Linked DNA regions of Homo sapiens: region 2 is linked to region 1. Evidence: chromatin loops called from intact Hi-C (ENCODE). Cell type or tissue: MCF 10A. All regions are shown on one strand. Each heading gives the region's core, and the rest is flanking DNA. Links, peaks and the distances in the headings are about the cores only.

Region 1 (7,568 bases), core at 2,688-5,187:
GCGCTTTCACTTTACCCAAAGGAGCTCGTAATATTTCTCTTGCTGAAACAAGAGAAGCTAAAAACGTACTGGGTAAGTTGTAGCAAACTGCAGAAAGATGGGCATCCATAAATGGCATCAAGCTGTTTTGCTGTACTTGGCATCTTAAGCATGTTCCTTTTAGCCACTGTGTACTCAGGCAAACATGGTACATTTCATGTGTTAGACTTTACCCCAGGCTAAAGTGCTGAACACCCTGATCCCAAAAGGACCACTTTATTTAGTTAGGACACTAATAAATATTGTGAAAAACTTAGGTAAATCTATTCATAGGTGTATATTATTATACATATACAAATGACAAAAACACTTGTTTTTTCTTATTTCATCAATAATTGTGGATTGATAACTGGATTTCTGTTAATATTCTCCATAGAATATGTATTGGATGTTTCATAATGTATTGAAGGTGTAGGTTACATAATCATTTTATATTCATTTATTTGTATGATAATGAGATGTATAACATCTGTTCTAATTGACCTGACTATTGTCAGGTCATAATATTTATGATTTATGGTCATAATCTTAATTCTAAATGATTGTAAGATAATTTTTAGGACATGTGATAGTATCAACATAGTATGTGATATATGACATTTACAGTAATAGGAATGATATATGATTTTAAAACACAAAGCAACCTATTAAGCATATTGATTTTCTTATTTCTGGCTTAGGAGGTTTTGAGGTTAGGGTGCATATAAAGGCAATGCATAACACATCTTGCACACATTTTCCAACTAAGTGGTTTAAAATCCATGTTGTCGATTTGGTTAAAATAGTCCCATCATAAAACTTGCCTAAAGCTTTAAAATTAATACTGATCACAAGAAAAATGAAAGCACTGATTTTTCTGTTGTAACTCCTTTAGAATAAAGAAGGCTTTAAATATGAAAATATTTTAATAATTAGAAGTTTAGCTGTCTATACTTCCCTCTTAGACTTTTAAAATAACATGTAAGCAGATAACATATCCCAAAAAGTTTACAACTTAAGTGAACTTTCACTAAAAATTGACTCCACTTCAAAAGGATGGTTTAGAAAACTAGAATCACACAGAGGGACACAGGAAAGTATAGTATTTGCCTGAATTGTTGTTCACATCATTTGAAGGTCAACGCAAGATAAGTGACTAATACGTTGGTAACAAGATTAACTTTTTTCCCTCTTTAATAAAAAAAAAAGTTGCCTCTAATTTCATGTTGGATGTCACAAAAGCTACCAATGCTTTGAAGTTAATTTCCGAAACTGCTTCTTTAAATTTATGGATGCCCTCTTCTGCACGCAGAAGCAGTAAGAATGTAGTGCTCAACTAACCATGGTTGTTGCTTTTGTTTTCTTCTTTGCTTCCTACAATATTTACTACACATGCAAAGGGTACCTTAAGATGTTTGATATACCCCCTGGGGCTAGACATGTGTTAATCCAAGAAGACGAGGCTTCTCCTCATATTCTTGGTAAGTGTTTCTGTCTGCTGTCTCTGCTTTAACATGCACTGAAACATTGAAATGTCAAAGAAATCCTAAATATAGATATGTATATATGTACACATATATGTGCATACGTATATGTACATACATGTGCATACGTATATGTACGTACATGTGCATACGTATATGTGCGTACATGTGCATGATGTGCATGCGTATATGTGCGTACATGTGCATGTGTATATGTGTGTACATGTGCATATGTATATGTACATACATGTGCATACGTATATGTAAGAATCAAAATAATATATAAATGCATTAATTGAATGTTATGTAGGTTTTTTTTGGTCATTTCTCCCAACTATGCTTACTTTAAAACAAGAAACATAAAAAAAGTAGAGCTTTAATTTTGTATAGAAACTGGGGTTGGTTCCTAACTATATGAGGGAAAAATCATTTGACAAGCTTATATTTCTTATACACTTTTTGCTCTAAGGAATAAGAAAATAAATATGTTAATAAAATCCACTAAATCAAGGAATATCAGAAAAATTCATCATACTTATGTTTACAAATAAGTTCTGATATTTTGATTGATCCAATACTGTACGTATCCTTATTTTTATTGTATTTCACATTCTTTGAAAAGCAACCACAGGTGAATTTTACTAATCTAATCTTAAATTATTCTAATATCTGACATGTGTCAGGTTTTTGACTGGCACATGCAGATCCATTTGCCACGGAGAGCTGATTATAATTTCCACAAGAAGATTTTTTTTTCTTTTATGAGACGATTACATGGAAATGTCACTTTAAAGAGGTTTACATTTAAATTGTATAGACAAGTGTAAACATAACTTACTTATTCCTTGGCCTATAAGAACACTAAGATAATTTCTGAAGCTAAGACATCACGTATCAACTCCATGAAAATTTGTAGCAAATTGTTTTATTTCAGTTGTGACTTTAAAAAGTGCATTGTTTTATGGTGTTTCATAGAATTTTTAAACACATTTAATTTATATTCACTACTAAATGTCGTAATAGTCTAGCAGTCAGCTATAGTTCTCTCTCAAGCATTTAAAATCCCTTATTTTTCATCCTAGAATTCATATTAATGTCCTTGGAAAAAATAGACCAGTTTAAAGCCCAAGAGGAATAAATACATTTAATTAAAATTACTCATGTTTTTCACACATTTTCAATAATTGTAGTAACATGAAATTTTGCTTTCTAATGTAACATTATATGCTGATAAACAAATCTAAAATTTAAAATCCCATTCATTATTTTTTACTCATTAAGCCAGCATTTTATTTCATTGTATAATATGTAATAAATATATACTACATTAAGAATTCCATTAGCAGTAAGCAGCTTTTTCTAACTATATGAGTAGGTGATATGGCTCTGGAATTTTACAATCATGAGAACTAAATTGTTGCCTGAAAAATTACTTCAACTATGTTGGATGACTATAAATATTTTGACCAACTTTAAAAAATATATGCAATAATTAACCGTTACATTATATGCTATCCTAGCATAAATTGTTTCTATTAATTATTGAAAAGGTAGCTATCATTTTCAAGATATTCCCAGTTTTCTAAGGAAATATATAGGATAAATGATTTAGAAACTATTAACCTCTTTGACGATGTTTTCAAATGGGAATATTTGCAAACATTATTTTTGCCTATTTAACCATCTTGCTGTATTTTTGACTAGTTAGGAATGCTTCTTGAGAGTTTTGAATGCCTAATCAAGACAATGGAAATAATATCAGAACTAACACCCATTTTGATTCCTTGCTACTAATAAAGAAACATGGTCATTGATTTGTAGAAAGGATATACTTGCTGTGAATCTTCAGCACTTAATATGATAAAATAAAATGTATGCTGGTTACTCATTTTTCTCCCTTTAGCTATTAAGAACCAGGCTACAGGCCATTATATTTTAAATGGCAAAGGGGAGGAAGCCAAGTCGCGGACCTTCATAGATCTTGGTGTGGAGTGGGATTATAACATTGAAGATGACATTGAAAGTCTTCACACCGATGGACCTTTACATGATCCTGTTATTGTTTTGGTATGTGGCATTATGGGCTCATGGTATAGTTAGCTCAGCTTACTTTATAATTAATTTATCTGAAAACACTTTTACCTTGAACATTAAGTGTACTTTGAACTTTGAAACATGAGTTGCTTTTTAAAATAATTCCATTTATCTTTCCCCCCACTCTTTGTGCAATATTTTCATGTAATTTATTATATAGACATTATAAACTGAATAATGCAGCATTCTGATTTTTGACTTAAATAATCAGTTATCATCTTTTAAAGACAACACTAAAAGTAGATTTTTGTATTTACCCACATATTTACCATTTTGTATGCTTTTCATTCTACTTTGTACATCTGACGTTCCATCTAGTATCATTTACCTTCAATATAAAGATCTTCAGCATTTCTTGTGGTGTGGGTGTATTGGCAAGTAATTCTCTCATCTGTCAATGATCTGAAAATATCTTTATTTCACCCTCATTTTTGAAGGATATCTTTACTAGATATAGAATTTGAGTTGCTAGTTTTTTGGTTTTTTATTCCCTGTTTTCCCTTCTTTCAGCACTGTGTTTTTATGATCTTGCAGCGAGTTCCAAGGGTTTGGGGGCTGATCAAAGAAAAATATATGGCCACAAGGTGGCAGTAGCACACACACACTTTATTTGGGCTAGGCCTCAGCTGGTTTGCAAGTGGGGCCACTACCTAGAGGAGAGAAGGGCAAGGGAACTTCTGAGAAAGAGGGGAATCTGAGGTGGTTTATGTGCCTAGGTGGTGTCATTCAGCAGCACAGAAGAGAGTCTGTGGGTCAGAGGGCTCCAAGGGAGGCAGCTGCGTGAGGTCCTTATAGCCAGAAGGTCTTATTCATATCTAGCAGATGTTGGATGTAGTTTCCTAGAGCTGTGCAAAGCAAGCAGTCCCTGAATGGCTAAAACTCCCTCATTTGGGCAGCGTTAAAAACAACTGGATGTATAAAAGTTTGTGTTTGGCATCAGAGGGCTTTTGAGCTAACAGATCTCAGCCTCAGCCTGCTGTGAAGAAAGAACCTAGGGGCCAATATACAGGAGCCCTCTTTTACTCATTTATACAGCACTTGCCTTCCAGAATCCATCATTTATGAAGAGAAGCCTCATTTATATTGCTGCACTGCATGTAATGTGTCAGTTTTCTCTGGCTGCTTTTTAAGATTTTTCTCTTCATCTTTTTGTTTTGTCTTGTTGGTTTAGCAGTTTGACTGTGATATACTCAGTTTACCGTGTTCTTTGTATGTCTTATGCTTGGGGTTCACTGAGAATCTTGGCTTTGTAGGTTGATGTTTTTGACCAAATTTGGGTAAATTTCCCATGATGTGTTCTAGTTAGTTGTTTTTCCCAAACCCTCACCCCCACCCCATCTTTCTCTTCTTCACTCCTAGGACTCACTTAAATCAGTTGAAATTGTTCTACAAGTCTCAGGCTCTGTTCATCCTTTATAATCTTTTTTAAAATACATTTTTCAGATCGGATTATTCCTTTTGAGCTCTAAGTCACTATTTCTCTTAGGTGATCTCCAATCTGTCCTTGAGCCTATCCAGTAAATTTTTCGTATCCGATGGTGCACTTTTCTTTTATAGAATTTCCATTTGGTTCTTTTTTTTTTTTTATTTCCATTTTTCGGCTGAATTTTTCATAATGTTCACTCATTACATCTAAGTTACCCTTTAAGTTCTGGGTCTTCACATTGTCAATTTTTTTTATGGATCACATTTCCTGCTTCTTTTTTTCTTGTACACTCGACATTTTGGAAGATAAATTGTAAGGTGTCTGGTTTTGTTCTGGCAGGCGGTTAAGTTATTGTCAGATCATTCTGATCCTTTAAGGCCTAGTTTTATTCTTCCTTACAGCTAGTCTATTTCAGTGTTGTCCTTCTTCCCATGGTGTGGCCTTTCATGGTGCCAGGCTCAGCCCTGCCTGGTTTCTGGTATCACTGTCCCACCCCCAGCACTCCCACTGTGGACTGCCTGGTGTCTTGGCTTGAGCATACACAGACCAACCCTCAGTCATGGACCCATGTAGATTTCTAGGTGATCTCTCTAAGCAGGCCCCTCTTTAGTGGCCGGCTCTGAAAGTTCCAAACTCTAATCTAGCTCCAGGTCCAGAACCTGGCCCTTGTCAGGAATAAGATCTGGCTTGTTTCTCTTCTTACAAGGATTGGTGTCCTTTGTCATGACATACATTGCCAAACAAAAAAAAAAAGTTTCTGCAAATATTTTGCCCAGTTTTATAGCTTTTAATATCAAGACGGCAACTCCATTACTCCCTCATGGATGAAAGCAGAAGACAGCTACTTGATTTGAAATTTATTGTTAGTTTCTGTTTTATACAGAATTTTTATTTATTGGATTTCCTATAAAATATTATACTTAAGTCAAATTGCTCCACTCAATTTTTAGGGTTTTTCTTCTCTGAAAATTAGTTCCATTTTGAAATATCTGTTCAAATCTTTTGCCCATTGTTAAAGTTGTTATATTTTCTTTTTGTTGAGTTTCGAGAGCTCTTTGTATATTCAAGTCCTCTGTGAAATACATGATTTGCAAATGTTTTATTCCAGTCCATAGGTTGTCTTTTCATTCTTTTAGTAGTTTCTTTCATAGAGCAAAATCTTTTAGCTTTATCGAAGTCCAATTTTTTAATGTTTTCTTTTGTGGATAAAGATTTTGGTGTTATGAAATTTTTTTTTGTCTAATCCAGCATCAAAACATTTTCTCCTACTTTTTTTGGTAACTGTTTTAGAGTTATACATTTTACATTTAGGTATATGTATCACTTGGGGTTAATTTTGTATGAAGTGTTAGGTCCTTATTTTTGCATATGGATGTCTATATTAGTTATCTATTGTTGTAAAACAAATTACCCTCAAACTTAGTGGCTGAACACAAGCAATACTTATAGTTTCTGTGGAACATGTATCTGGACACCACTTAACTGGCTAGTTCTGGCATAGAGTATCTGATGAGTTTGCTGTCAACTGTGGCTAGAGTCATCTCAGCTTGACTGGGGGTTACTCTGCTTCCAAGCTTAGTCACATGGTGCTGAAAGGCCTCAGATGATTGTTCCCCAGCTTTTCCATGTGGTGGGTAGCAGTCCATGATTCTTTACCACTTAAGCCTCTCCATAGGATGCTTATACATCCTCACAATATGGCACTGACTTCCACTACAGCAAGTGACTCAAGTGAGCGAGAACATGGGACAGTGAAACCGAGACGGAATTCTCAGTCCTTTTTTACCTAATGTATCTACATTTCTTAAACCATCACAATGTCCAGTTGTTTTAGCACTATTTGTTAGAAGTCTGTCCTTTATTAAAATGCCTTTCAATTGTGTCAAAATTAATTATCCACATTTATGTGGGTCTATTCTAGACTCTCATCCTGTTCCATAATAAAATATATGTTAATCAAAGTTTTATTTAGCTTATTTTAAATATGAATGATTGGAGGCCAGAAGCTGTATTTCATGCTGATATAATTACATTGTATTCTTTTCTAGCAACATGAGTATCTGGCTTTAGAGACCTGATGCTTAACCATCATGATAGATGCTTCAAGACTTGCCCACTGATTATAATCTGACCACAGCAAGTGGTGTGGGCTGGAGGTACAAGAGGGAGATTTGTAGCTAGGAGATGAGGGTGTAGACAAGCAATGTTCTATCATTATGACATTGCTTTTCCATTCTGAGTCCTGGAACATGGTGGCTAGGCTGTCTGGGGCAAAGAGAATTAGATATCTGGCTAGAGTGTAAGGGTTGTTCGAATGGTGCTTGATTTTTAATGCTGTTTTAAAAAAAAAGACAGAAAAAAGAGAATAAAAGCCAGATAACCAGATCCTCTACCCCCACTGATTTTAGTATCACCTCATTTCTCAAACAAAAGGTAGTTCTAAAAATTTAGTTTGGAATACCAATGAATTGCACATTTCTCTCTTTGCATAATCAGTAAAATCCTATGAAAGCTACATGAAAATCAATTTTTTTAAAGGCAGCTTT
Region 2 (7,568 bases), core at 2,091-4,590, 260 kb before region 1:
GCTGTCTGAGAATTTTCCTTTTCCTGGTAAAACATTTAATATTCCAGGGAATACTTTGGGAAACTCTGCCTTAGAATATATTAGGAGAACCCTATTAATTAGAACTCATTTAGAATTAAAAAAAAACCCTATTGCATGCTCTTAAACTGATCTTTGTCAAAGTGAGAGTCATGACTTGCTGGGTTGTGAAATCAATTGAGTGCTCATCTGCAATTGGGGTTGCAGGGAAAGAATGGCAAGAAAAATATCAGGGTTGTTGCATGCAGTACAGGTAAGTACTGAATCATGAAATTTTTACTGGGTCGCTATGCAATATGCATTTCTCTCTGTGGTGATGGCCAAAAATGTCTGAAGCCGCTGCTTTCCTGAAAGTCACATGAATTGCTTGCTATGCCGGGAGTTAGGTGATAACTAATGTCTGAATGTTGTAAAATTAACACAAAAGGGCCTACTGTAATAACATGGTTAAATACATTATTTGTTATTACCTAAAATCAGATGATTTTAGATCTCAAATATCTCATAGAGGAGAAACCAAAATAGAGGTTTATTCTGACTTGTCAAGGTAAGACAGCTGTTAGCTGGGTCTAGAACCTAGATCTCCTAATGTGTATCTCTAGTGTTCTTTTACTTGTCAGTGTAAATTGACAGATTTTTCATTTATGGAATGCTTAGGGTTACTTCTTTTTAATGAATAGACAAACTCGGTGTAAAATGTAGCAAATCACTCCTGGATAGCTAGTTAATGACAAGTTACAAAAATGCTACAGGCTTTAATTGAAGGAAAAAAGTAATTTAGAGATACTTCAGTGCTGGGGTCTAATTCTAATTCCAATTAATAACTAATTGACCTAATATCCTGTTTTACTAGGTGGGGCCATTTAGTTACCTAGTTTCTCATTTGTATATGTAAATGTCCTCGATATATGATTTTGAGAAGACTTAGCAGATAAAACATCAGTGAACACCAAATCTTTCCATGCTTAAGTTAAAGGCACAACCATCACGTTACCTCTCCAGGAATAAACAATGAATCGAAGTTATAGGAAACCCTCCAAACTCACATTGCTTTTAAAAAAGAACAAGAACTATGACTTATCTTGCATCTCATAACAAGATAAACACTAGCTCGTTTTATTGTGGGCAGGCCTCTTCAAGACTGTCCAGTTGAAGTCTTGAAGTTCGTATCTAAATTTGTGTCTACTCACTCCTGGCTCGTGGACCGGTCAGTGGAGGTTGGAGCTATTTCCTTTTCCTCCTGTCTGCTTTCTGGAAAGCACCCACAGGTGTCTACGCCTGGGAGGTGGGCCTGGGCTAGGATTCCAGCAAACTCTCAGGTTGGTGTCATTTCCCCTCAGGAAGCGCCAGGCCACAGCGGGCAGAAATCATTTGATAACTTAATCTGGGTGTGAGGAAGAGTCGCTGAGGCCTGTGTACTCTAGTGATAAACGGAAGCATCCGGGTGAGTCAAGGAAAGGACGTGGTATCTTTTAAAACTAATATAAACGAATAAAGCCTAAACAAGAGCTTACAAAGAAGGACACCCCCTGCCAAAACGTGGGAGGTGACTGGTGCCTGGAAGGGAGATCACCGCGTGGTTAAGATCTGGAGGTTCCAGGGCTTCTCTTCGGGGAGAATTCTCTGGCTGGGAGAACAGTGGAGGTTGGAGGAGGTGAATTTCCTACAGCCCAGGACCAGCCCTCGGACCCTCCCCCTTCCTATAATTAACTCAACGCGCGTCCCGCCAGTCGGGACCGGTGGCGCCCCTGGACCCTCCCCTCCTCTCGCCCTAGGCGGAGAAGGAGAGGCTCCAGGGTGGGAGGTCGAGCCCGGGCCACACCAGCCCCCGAGCGGTCTCCAATCCTGACACGGTGCGGGGGGCGCGGGTTCGGGCCCCGCATGACGTGGGCGCCACGGCGGGAGGGGCAGTCCGGGGAGCTCCGGACGCCTTATTAGCGCCCCGCGGGTCGCCAGCAGCCAGCAGACTGCCGCGCTGCGAGCAACAGGAGCCGGCGAGCGGCCCACTCCTCCCACCTCCTCCGCCTGCCTTCTCCTCCTCCCCTTCGCTCCTCCCGCCCCCACCTCTGCGTGTGCGGCGGAGTCGCCCTCTCCCTGCCTCTTTCTCCCGCTCCCGCTCGCTCGTCTCTCTCGCTAATACTTCCCCCTGCTGTGCTCCGGGGAACCCAAGCATTCTCCGCGCTAACCTTAGGGACCAATGGTGCTCGAAAAGCCTCGAAAAAGCTGCTTTGGGCAGAGATAGTTGGAAAGCCCCTCGTCCCTTCCCCCTCTCCCAGGCTTAGCCTGTGCCCGCTTACAGCACCTTCTCGCTCCTGCACACTCTGTGTTGGGAGGACGGGGTGAGAAGGTGAAGTGGAAAAAACTGCAGAGCAGAGGGGGCCAGTCTCAGAGCTCAAATTTCATTTTCATTGAAGCAAAGCACAGAAGATCATTTTTTTCTATTTCGCATTTTTTCCCTTTTCCTTTTTTTCTTAAAGAAACTTATTTTGGGCGGGGGGGGTGGGTTTGCTCTGGGCATTTGCTTTGCCCAGTAGTTGGAAAGTGAACTCGACTCGTGATGGTTCTCCTGTCACTTTGGTTGATAGCAGCCGCTCTGGTAGAGGTTAGGACTTCAGCTGATGGACAAGTAAGTGGAAAATAATAACAATAAAAAAAAACTCAAACCCAACCTTTTCCCGAAAAGTTCCTCCCCTCTCTACCCTCCTCTCTTTCCTCCTTCTCCTCCCACCCTTCCCTGTTATCTTTTGCGTTCAGAAACGGTGTTTTGAGGGCTGGGCGCAGCGTGCGGGCTTTTGGGGGTAGAGGGTTGAGTTGCACGGGAGGTTACGACTCCCACTCCGGGAGCCCAGTCTTGTCACACCTAGGGCTTCACCAGTCTGCGACATTCGTAACAATTCCTAGTGACAAACCGCAGCCAGTTCCCATCCTCGCCGGGCCATCTGGGCTTCCCCTTTCTGGAGGGCGGTCTGGGCGCTTGAATGAAGTTCTGGACGCTGGGTCCGGGATCCCAGCGCTCTGGCTGCTGCCGCCAGAGTCGGGTTCCTGGAGCTTTCTCTCCTCCGAACTGACTCACGGTTTTTTCGGGCAGCCGGAGGCGGGGGTTTCAGGAAGTCCTTGGGCCGGACAGGGAGAGATCCAGTAGACACGTGTCCTGGGAGTACCACGGCCGGGCTAGGATTTGACAGTTGGGGAGGGGGGCTGGAGACGTTTCCTGCCCTCCGTTTTCCTGGGCAGAGGCTGCAGGCGCCGGCCGCCTTCTCCCCTCCCCCTCTGCACAACTCCTCCTCTTTTTAAAGCTAAGTTGAGTGCAGCTCTGTTTCTTTTCGGCCCTGCCCCCAACCCTTTGGAGGCTCAAGGTGAAGCCCGATGCTCTCAGAAGAGTCCTTGAGAAGGCTCCGCCAGGGGAGCTGTTTGTAGTAAATCATATCAGCACTGGGCCGATGGGACTTTGGGTACAGAATTTCTCTGTTAGTTTTTGTAGCTTCTCCGGTCGGCCTGGTCTGAACGACCATAGGGTAAAAAGTAGAGAATTGTCTAGTTGATTCCTGACCTTAAATCTGATTAATCAGGCCCCCTGTTAGGTGTATTTTGGCCTGTTAAATTCATACTTTCTTTTCTAATCCAGACCCAGTACGACATTTCAGAAGAGAGCATTGAGAGTCTGTATGTATTTTTGCTGGCTTCATAAGTGTTAAATTAAAATGAAAAGGGGCAAACAACTCCCTTCCCCAAATTGTTATGGAATTGGCTCATGGAACCTTCTACAAACCAAGGTGCAGGCTTTAGGCACCAATCCCAGTCTCTAGCATCTCCTGATTAGTTAGCTCTTGGAAACCATTAATGGTAGAAATAAAACTCACAAGGTGATAAGATGAAACCCAGTAACTTTCTTTTTCTTGCTTTCCCCCTCCTTTCCAGGCTGGTAATGAAGAAATGGTGCAAATAGGTAAGCTTTGTTCTCAGATGTCACTCTTATCTTAAGTTGAAAGTAAGGGAATGAAGTGAGCTAAGCAAAATATTGTTTCTGAAATGTTTCCCACTGGTGGTTAAAAAAAATAATCTGTAGTCCGGAAACATTTCTGTTCTTCTCTTCCTCTTTCTGGAGGAAGGTCCCACTTTCCTGGGGCTAAATTATAGTGAGGTAAAAATTCTCCTGCAGTTGGACATTTCAAGCATCAGTTTATTACTGTCTTTGTACAAGCCACTGATATGTACTTGGAAGATGATGGAGGGGCTGTAAGATGATATGGAGATGAATGAAATAAAATCATCAACTTCTGTAGCATTTAGGAGGAGCACATTTGAGTACAACAGAAGGCAAGAATGCTACATAGAAGAGAACAATGAAGTACAGAGCATGGAAATTTTTCTCTTACAATCTTTCCTGCTTTGGGTAAATCCTCTGATGACTTCTGTTATTCAATCTGCTTTAAAATAATTATCTCCTAATGTGAAAGATACTGTTAGGCCTTTTGCTAATATCTAAAATCCCAGTACTCTTCTGATGGTGTGGAGATTCTTACTCCCATTTTATGGGTGAGGAGACTGAGATTCAGAGAGTGTAAGTGACTTGCAACAGGTCACTCAGAAGTCCATGGTCTTTCTTGAAGCTGTTTAGAATAATGTATTTGTTGTGAATGCGGAGGCTGAAAGTCATCTGGCAAGAAGCCAGGCTACATTCAAAGTCTTTTCATACACATTTTACTTGGATTACTTTAAAAGATAATTTTTCTTTTTGGCAGAGTATTAGTCTCTGTCAATTCTGTATTTGTCAGGTGATATTGTAAAGCTGTCTTTTAGAAGAAAAGTTTTTATAACTGCTGCTGCAAACATAGTTACAAGTCATTGGCCGTTTATTAAATGCCAGGCACAGTGTTGATTGTTTCATGTGTTATGTCAACTGATTCCCACAGCCACACTGTGAGGTGGGGATACTATTGTGCCTATGTTAGAGATGAGGAAAATGAAGCTTGAGAGGTTGCATAGCTACCTGTTATAGTACACAGTGGAGATTCACACTTGTTAACTAAGAAACCCAAGAGCTAAGCCCAGAGGTGTGTATATGTAGCCTGTAATATATGAGCATATATCAAAATGCTCCTTCCTACTCAGTGCTTAGCATTGTTGGATGTATTTCCCAAGCTTAGACCTCGACGGCAAGAGGAGAACAGTGGGGAGGAAAGGCACTGAGAACTGCCCTAAAAGTACAGTGTTTATGATCAGATACTTGTCATTCGTAGTTGATAACATTCAGCCATCAATCCTTATCTTTTTAAAGAATTTTTTTTAACCAACTCTTAAGTAGGGAGAAGAAAGTTGTCTTATTTTTAATTACTTAAATATTTGATTACTTACACGTCCCAACTTTTCAATATGCAAATTAAAAAGATGTCTTAAGATCACCCATTCCACCAAAAAATTTCATAAAATATATAGCTTTGATTAGAATTTTAAGATAGAATTAGGATGCTCTCATATAAGAGGCCCTGGATTGAACCGAAGTTTGGTTCAGTTGTTTTGCTAATGTAAATTACTATGGTAGCCCTTTTAAAGGGAAGAAAATAGTACAGGTGTCCTTAAATTTGGCAGAGGAGAGATAAGTCAGTATGAAAGAGAGGAGGCGGAGCCCTCTTAGGGTGTAGTGCTGAAGATTTACTTGTTCCCATATTCATCTGTTTTATGGGATTTCTCTCTTTTATTATTACCATTCTTATTTATCGTTTTCCAGTTGAATGAAGAGAAGAACAGATTGAATAAAATAGATTTTGGCCCACAGGTCTTGTGATAGCAAAAGTATAACTATCATTTCACTTTGGTTTATGTATCATATGTAAGAAAATCTTATGTACAGTGATTAGTTTTGCTCCCCTGTTCCCATGTGTAAAGGCACTGCTACACTGCTAACCTGGAGATTTGGTGAAATGCACTCCTGAACACGTTATTTATTTTTTTTCTATTAACTGATTTAGAAGTAGTTTTATATAACTACCTGGGGACGTGTTATTTGATCAGAAATACATTAGGAAAGACAAATAATGTTTGTAGATTTTATTTATTTATTTTTCAACAAATTGGCTAGAAAATAAATTTCATGGCCCTGAATAATTTCTAAATAATTTAATGTTTCAGGAAGGGTTAAATATAAATGAGTAATAAACCACAAGTTGTTAAGAAACTAAATTTTAAAAATACTTTCTACTGAAGTGTAGTATAGATGTAGGAGGGTGCATATAAGTGTACTTTGCTGATTTTTCACAAAGTGAATGCTCCTGTGCAGTCAGCAGTCAGCAGCTGGATCAATAAGTTGAACATTACTGGAATCCCTGTACGTCCCTCATGCCAACTGCCAAGCATTCTCCCGTTATGAAAGGTGACTGCTCTCCTGACTTCTAACAGGATAAATTGATTGTGTCAGTTTTTCATGCTCTTTGTAACTAGAGTCACAGGATATGTACTTCTTAGTATTTAACTTAGAAGGTCAATTTTCAAAAATATATCTTATATGCTTCAACCCTCTAGACTAGGAAGGCTTTTATTTAGGTAAAGAGAAGGCAGTTTGTGATGGGGACAGGTTAGAATATGTATAGCTATGTCACCAATATAGTGTCTCATGCAGGATATTGCCTCCTTCCTTCTCTCTTCAGCCAGTGGAATAATACCTTCTTGGTATGTGGGAAAGTAGGATTCACCCTAGAAAAAATGGGTAAATAGGTTTTGAACCCTGACCTAGTTGTGTGCCTCTTTGTCAACCAGATAGGAACTGCCTCTCTAACCACCTACCTATACCCATACATACATATATATCTGTGTGTTTGAGTATGTTTCTGTATATATGTGTAAGTATGTTTCATGAGATCATTGACATACTTCTAGGGCGTATCAGGGAGCACTGTCATTTCTGACTCAGAGTATTGCCTTGGTAGGATGCCTGAGTTAATTGTGGGAAACTGGTGTGGCTGGTCCAATTGGGTAAGGAGGCTTGCTCAATGACACATGTGGCTTAGGAAATAATCATAGTTCTGTAGACACTGGAAAATCTGAAAAAGAATTCTCTGAGTCCTTTTGTTTCATAAGCCACCACTGAGATTGCTTGAGTATCATTTGAGGAAAAAGCATTGTGATCCTTTAGTGTTAAGCTGTCTTCCCTTTCCCGACCCCACTTGGAATTGGGGCATATCTTCCATCTCCTGATTCCTCTTGGAATTGGGGCATCTGTCCTATTTCTGTTCCTCAGTTGCAAATTCCATTACATCCCAATCTTAAAAAAATAAAGTTGCTAATCTTACTCTCTCAGATATCTAGTTTACTAAGAGATAATTTTTCACCATTTTCAGGTTTCAGTTTGTAAGGTTTAGTGTGAGTCACTTACCTAGTTATTGACCAGTAAACATTGTCACTAGATTAACCCTCATGAGAGCAAAGACTTTGTTTTGATGCCAATTGTATCTCTAGTACATAAAACAGTGCTTGGTAGCTTGTGGGTCCTCAAATATTGGTTATTCAATGAATAGATCTAGCAAGCAGGATATTATTATATTAAGGTTTATCTA

The links. Hi-C counts contacts between places; a loop is a spot of excess contacts. Peaks named below come from ENCODE experiments on the same cell type or tissue, not always from the same donor. Only the 100,000 strongest peaks of a DNase experiment are listed, where the experiment ranks them.
Region 2: a loop joins it to region 1, with 3 times the contacts of the local background. A loop is called at or near these places in 2 of 110 quality-filtered maps.

Annotation. Positions count from the first base shown.
Region 1 is chr4:72,299,918-72,307,485 of GRCh38, reverse strand. It overlaps ADAMTS3 (ADAM metallopeptidase with thrombospondin type 1 motif 3), which reads left to right. Exons shown (of 22, transcript NM_014243.3): 16 at 1,419-1,499; 17 at 3,406-3,569. Among named protein-coding and RNA genes, the nearest start is that of ADAMTS3, 270 kb to the left of the region's middle. In MCF 10A, for the core only: a CTCF peak has its summit at 4,175 (motif pointing right); a DNase peak (open chromatin) is centred at 4,205.
Region 2 is chr4:72,563,770-72,571,337 of GRCh38, reverse strand. It overlaps ADAMTS3 (ADAM metallopeptidase with thrombospondin type 1 motif 3), which reads left to right and starts at 2,117. Exons shown (of 22, transcript NM_014243.3): 1 at 2,117-2,644; 2 at 3,937-3,964. The coding sequence starts at 2,576. In MCF 10A, for the core only: a CTCF peak has its summit at 3,420; DNase peaks (open chromatin) are centred at 3,127 and 3,357.